Regions from separate parts of the Homo sapiens genome. Here region 2 is linked to region 1. Evidence: chromatin contacts called from ENCODE Hi-C data. All regions are on one chromosome and are shown on one strand. Each heading gives the region's core, a stretch centred on a gene start or an enhancer-like site at or near the end of the contact. The rest is flanking DNA. Distances are from core to core; before and after follow the strand shown.

Evidence for each region. Hi-C counts contacts between places; a loop is a spot of excess contacts on that map. Pooled maps may share reads with other maps.
Region 2: a loop to region 1 is called in a map of gastrocnemius medialis, with 5 times the contacts of the local background. The contact joins the enhancer-like site here to the promoter of ANXA5 in region 1. A Hi-C loop is called at or near these places in 2 of 168 maps with a recorded cell type or tissue (gastrocnemius medialis and psoas muscle) and 3 of 50 pooled maps.

Annotation. Positions count from the first base shown.
Region 1 is chr4:121,695,634-121,698,879 of GRCh38, forward strand. It overlaps ANXA5 (annexin A5), which reads right to left and starts at 1,347. Exons shown (of 13, transcript NM_001154.4): 1 at 1,230-1,347; 2 at 948-991. The coding sequence starts at 956. RefSeq lists a silencer at 1,296-1,715.
Region 2 is chr4:119,733,925-119,737,134 of GRCh38, forward strand. No RefSeq gene overlaps it. Among named protein-coding and RNA genes, the nearest start is that of LINC01365, 69 kb to the right of the region's middle. Within about 2 kb of position 1,332, at least 3 of the 41 ENCODE cell types and tissues checked have a DNase peak (open chromatin) inside an H3K27ac peak, as active enhancers do.

The sequences.
Region 1 (3,246 bases), core at 97-2,596:
GAAACCAGGCGCAGTGGGATTACAGTCCTGAGGCCGAGGCGGGAGGATCACTTGAGGCAAGGAGTTTGAGACCAGCCTGGCCAACATGGTGAAACCCCGCCTCTACTAAAAATACAAAATTAGCTGGGCATGGTGGGGCGCCTGTAATCCCAGCTACTTGGAAAGCTGAGACACGAGAATTGCTTGAACCCGGGAGGCAGAGGTTGTAGTGAGCGAGATCACTACGTCACTGGACTCCAGCCTGGGCGACAGAGTGAGACTCCGTCTCAAAAAAAAAGGAAAAAAAAAAAACAGTAAAGAAAGCCTGTAGTAGATTATCAATTTCTGAAACAGTCCCAAGGCAAATTCAATTGAGAACTCGTTCCACGAGTTCATTGCTTAAGAAAAACAGCGCTTGTGTTTAATCTTTTGGATTAAAAAAAAAATCAGAGCCTACGTCCTACAGTTTTAGTAAAACTGGGCTGAGCAACTGGAAAAAGCCAATGCTCAATCACAGTATTAAAATACAGAAAACTTTGCGGAAAAAAAATAAAGGAAGTCGGGGGGCGGGGTGGGGGGGGAATGCGTTCGCCTCACATGACCACGATGAGCTGTTCTTGCTCCGGTTCTAATTTGAGCTACTCTCTGGATTTTGGGGAAGGCCCACTTTTACACATTCACTCATGAAAAGGGAGCGCACACAAATCCGGCCACGTCACCAGCTGTTGCGCGCGAAGGCAGCTTGGCGGCGTCGGTGCTGGTTCCGGAGGGCGCTCAGCGGGAAGAACCGGGACACAGAAACGGGGGCAGGGAAGCAAAGGGGGAACAAGAAAAGTGGAAGCGATGTCCCCAAAGCAGGTTCCCTTTCCTCCTAAACTTTTTGGCTCTCAGACAAATCCTAAAAGTCCCTCGTCGCAGCATACAAAGTTGTGGGTAAATCCAGCGCAGTGGGGGGCGCACGGCCTTACCTGTGCCATGGCGACTACTCAGGTCAGGGGAAGGTGAAGCAGGACTGCAAAAGAGAAGAAACCTCGGGCTTAGCGCGCCATTTGCAACTCGTGCCCTCCCCAAGCGCAGGTCCGCGGGGACCCGGCGGCGCTCAGACAGCCCGGAGGGCCCCGCCACGGGGCCGACCCGCCCTCTCGCAGCTACCGGGACAGCTCTCGGCCGAGCGTCCGCGCGAATCCAGTGCCCCGCGACCACGCTCTCCTCTCCAGAAGGAGCCCCCTCCCCGGGCTGCGACCACTCACCCAGACTGTGGGACCCAAGTGCCCCGAAACCCCGGGAGAGCGGCGGAGAGCCGGGCGACGGTACGCGGGGCGACGCCGAGATGCAGACGCTGAAGGATCCGGCAGCTGCACCTAGACTGATCCAAGCAACGGAAACGCCAGCGGCCCCACCCCGGCCCTGCCCGGCTTGGCCCGTCCCACCCCCGCCAGGGCCCCAACCGCAGGCCGGCCGCGCCAGCCGGGCCCGCCCCTGCCCCGGCCTCAGCGCGCCTGCGTGGGTCGCGGCTCGTCCCAGTTGGTCTCCCGCGGCGCGGACTGTCCCGCTGGTCTCGCGGGCCTGGGTGGGGAGCGGCCGCAGAGCTGCTGGAACCAGGAGGAGGCGCCGCTCCCCCGAGGGCCCCGGAGACCTCTTGTCCTCGCGCCGCGGGAAGGGCCTGGGGAGCTGTCCAGGGCTCGGGGTTTTGGAGGTGCTTGAGCCTCCCTGCCCTCTGTGACCGCAGGAACCGTAGCCTCACTTGGGTGCTCAACATAGTGCGTGGGCGTCTTTTTGGAGGCGAGACAAAATCATCGCAGCTAAGGACAGCGCGCCTTTGTCGATGGGATAGAAAAAACGTGAAAGGAGGGCCGTTTCCCAAGTTGTTTTTGTTTCTGTTTTGTTTTGTTGTTTTGTTGTTGTTTTAATGCCTATTATTGCTTCCTAGATGGCCCTCTCTTAAATGTACAGCCTTCTAGTAGCGTATGTGGGCTATTTGAAAACCTCTGCTTCCAATCAGTTTCTGTTTTCAAAACTAGCCTAGAACTTTAATATGACTTAAATTTGAGCAATGCCTCATATTGGTTCAACATAAAATATATGAGTATATGAGAGAGAGGGGGAGGGAGGGAGAATCTACAGCGTATTGTACTAGCATGGTGCTGTGTTCTGTGAAAGGGCTTTATATGCAAAGCAGCCCCCAAACGCGAAGGAGTCAAGAAACCAAAGAACGAGACAGACAAATCCAGTCTGTAGGTAATAGGGGTGCTATTGGAGGATGTGGTAGACAGAAGCGTGGCCTTGGGCGGCGGCAAGCAGATAAATTTCTGCACTGTTACTCCCCAGACCCTGGCCTTATATACCGTAAGGAAAGAGTATACTGCTCTGTGCAAGACAATTAAAGGCAGCCCTCCGGAACAGGTGAGAATGCCGTATGCTTCATAGCCTACAATGTGGGCAATAGCATCAAGGTTGACATGTTCTTATGCTAAGGACAGTTTAAAAAAAAAATCCTAGGAATCAGGAGGTATTCATGGGACTGGGGTTATTAAAGGTCAACATGGCGGATTAGCATCCGGGATATAATCACTTTTGTCTCCATATGCTGGAAAAGGAAAAGTAGAAGACACAGGGACCTTCTCAGACTTACTGGTGTGGGGAGGGAAGGTGCCAGGGCAGAGGGGGCAAGAGGACAAGTTTGCGACACTAGATGCAGTGTTCTAGACATATGCTAGAATGGGAAGGGCAAAGTGCTTCTCAACGTGGAGGTTAAGGGTAAGAGATGAGGATCTAGTCTTCTTTGAGAATGAGGAAGAATAAATTAAATGGACAGCAAATGTGGTTCTTTGTATAGAACTTCTCATTCGCTTTCACGTGTGAACCACATGCCTATTCCAGCCCTGACAAAGTCACAACAGAGTGGTTGTTCTCTGGGAAAGGAGGCAAAATTGCAAAATTTGTGGAGCTTGCCAACCCCATCACCCCCACCCCACTGGCGGGTTGCCTTTCCTCTGGGAGCCTCCTCTCCACCAGCCCAGCTGTCTACTCAGCCTCAGGCTCTCCCCAAGTCAGCACCTCCCCCGGGTTTTCTTTACAGGTATTAATATATCTGAAGGCAGCCCTTTTCTGAGCATCTGTCTCCGTTGCTCCAGCTTTTCTACTTTCTCTCTGCCCTGCACCAAAAGCAGGACCTGTAGTCTTGCCTAGAGCATTCTTTTTTCTCACCCATATCCACTTGAACTCAGTTTGCTTCTCTCACTTTCTACTCTCACATTAATGGAGTTA
Region 2 (3,210 bases), core at 82-2,581, 2.0 Mb before region 1:
GAGGTACAGATACTACTTTGTAGAGGAAAGGGTGATGGAGAAGTGCAGATGATTTTAGCGGGGTAGTAAATGATTTTTAGGGGAATTCAATGGACTTGAAGAGCATACAATGAACTGGGACAAAGTCTACTGGGCCCACAGAGCGGGCAGTGGTTTGTGACAAAATCGTCCAGGTTTGTTGACAGACTTCAGTCTTATTTTCTGTGATGAGCTCAGTTAATAAAATCTCCAGGAAGGGACCAGAGGTAATTATTTTTTATTTGTCAGGTCCAGACTTTAGGCAAATAAGAAACTTCAGAGAACAGATTTATCCTGTGCTTTGGGAGACCCAGAAGATTGAGAGATAGGAGGAGTGGGGAAGAGTAGGTCAGAGAGACCTTGAGCCTCTTCTTCAGTTCAGCATGTCAGAGTGCCATATTTCGGGGTGTTGGTTTCTTTTTTCTTTCTTTTTTTTTTGAGACAGAGTCTCAGTCGGGAGTGCAGTGGCGCGATCTCGGCTCACTGCAACCTCTGCCTCCTGGGTTCAAGCGGTTCTCCTGTCTCAGCCTCCCGAGTAGCTGGGATTACAAACACACACGGCCACGCCCGGCTAATTTTTGTATTTTTAGTAGAGACGGGGTTTCCCCATGTTGGCCAGGATGATCTCGGACTCCTGATCTCAGGTGATCCATCCGCCTTGACCTCCCAAAGTGCTGGGATGACAGGCGTGAGGCACGGCGCCTGGTCCTGGGATATTGGTTTCTAAACCCCAACACCATTTATAACTTTTCAGAGTTAAAGTCAATAGAGTAGAATTTTAGCAAATTGAAGAAAGATAATAGGGTCATAATGTCTACAATCTTACAATGATGCTTGATTCATATTTTTATTAAAGAGCCAATTTAGAGAAAAATTGTAAATAATGGTGATGATGTGAATCAGAGAAGAGGCAAGAGTTCAGCAATATGGAGGCCTTTCACTGCCTATCCTAGAAAACGCTGTTCTTATGTGTTACGTGGAGTATAGATACCAGTGCTTGGGGGGCTGGAGTCTCATTCTGATGCCATAAATTTGATTCTGAGCTTAGATTATTTGTTTAAAGCAGTTATCTGAAGTGAGACAACACTTACAAATAGATAATAGGACTGCTGTTTAAAGTTTCTGAAAAACCACAGAGCAAGACAATGTATTGAAAAGAATAAACAGTGGGGATTTGGAATGATCTTTCTGAATCAATAACAAGTGACAGAAAAGAAAAGAATTACTGATTTTCTAGCTATTTGGAATGACACAACACTTTCTGGGATTCACATTTCATATCAGAGTTGTTTAACCAGCAAAATGCTGAAGTGATTAAATATGAAACCACACAGCTGAGGCTGGAGAAAACTGTTTGTTCAGAAATGCTTCTGGAATGAGACTGCAGCTTTAGTTATTTTTGTTTGGTTGGTCAGTGATGAAATGTGCTATACTCAGCCTGCTAAAGTTATCCACAGAGGAAGGTTTACTTTGGTGGTTTTAAGGTATCTCCTTTCAGAATTTTGATGTGGCAGCACATCCCTTAACAGCTCATTTCCTGAGGGATACTAAACAAGAGGCAAACCTAGGAAAAAAGACAAGTTTAAGATCTCTCACCTCACTGTGAACTCTTTCCATGTTTAAACATAGAAGACACTCTCATAATCTGGCTTCAACTGAACACTGCCACAAAGGCCCTAACTATTTATTACGCAGTGACCCAGGGCCTATTTTTCAACGGAAAAATAAGAGAAGATATCTTTACTAGCTTTGTGCCTTGCCCAAACATGAAACTGAAGCCAAAATGAGTGAAAAGACTTTGTTTTACCTATAACAATTTAGTTAAGAGAAAATTTTTATAGGTTTATGTGCAGAGTCAACATCTTTTGGTTATCCACTGGAAATTTATAACTATACTAATTTATATCACTTTATTAAATATCCATAAAAATCAGGCTGTTAGTTATTGAAAAATAAGGAGCTCACAGTTTGAAAGATGATAGGCATGTGGTATTTTTAATTATATCTAAACTTATAAGTCAGGGGAAATGGTAGATACAGTTTCTAGTGTAAAGCTTAGGTTGGGATTGAAAAGGTAGCATGATTGGTCAGGGCACACCTTGGGGTTTAACATTTTGTGGTGTCTGTTGGGTGCCTTGGACACTGGAGATCTTGGAACTGTATCCTGGAATTGCATATGGAATACAGTCATCACATATGCTTATAGAGTTAGCACTTCATGGCATGCCATGGATATGCTATTGTCATCTGATGTTTTCGTCTTACTTCAATGGTATAATGCAAAATGGTTAATAATGTAAGTTTTTTTCAAATATAAAATTACTTATAAGACACACATATTCTTAAGAAGCCATATTACTAAACCAAGCAAGCTAAATCCTCAAAACAGGAGACGAACAGCAGAAAGGGATTGCAGCTACATGGAGAGACTCACCAATGTGTCTGAATAAAGTGAATATATATTTTTGAAAGACATCATTTCCAACGGTAAAATGAATGGAATTATTTCCTGCTAAGACTAATCTGCTATAATTTGATTGGTCCATATTCTTTAAATGTAATAGCACCAGTTCCTGAAATTCTTAAGTTATTAAAGATACAATATTTTAAAGGTTCTTTTGATCACAGTTAAATTACAGATGATTTTTATTTTTCTTGGCATTTTATAAAAAAGTTAAAAAATAGCTCTTACCAGTGGTGTGCTGGTAAACGTTCACTACCCAGCTTTCAGGGCAGGGTTGGGGATGTCCTGATTCAAAGTATTTGATGATCAACCAGTATGCAATGCTCCCATAATGGCCAAGTTCAAACTACCAATGGGATATCAACCAGCTAGAAAACCTCCAGAAAGTTTAGCAATTGGCTCTCACAAAGCAGGATGCACAGCTCCAGCACACTGACTAAGACTATTTTTGTCTTAGCCGAATATAAGAGCAATCATCATAACTTAGGAGTTTATCAAATTAGTAACCAAATGTGAATATGGAACCTCAAACACTCTGCCATATGATCCTCCAAACACCTATAAAGAGAAAGGGGAAACATAATAGGAATAAAAGTAGAAAAGTTCTACTATATTTGCTATATCCAGAATCTTACACCAAATATACTTTAAAAGCCTATTAAATTCTGTGAACAGCTTCCTAAGACTTTGGATAAATATTAAATGTGCTTATAAAATATAAATGTTTT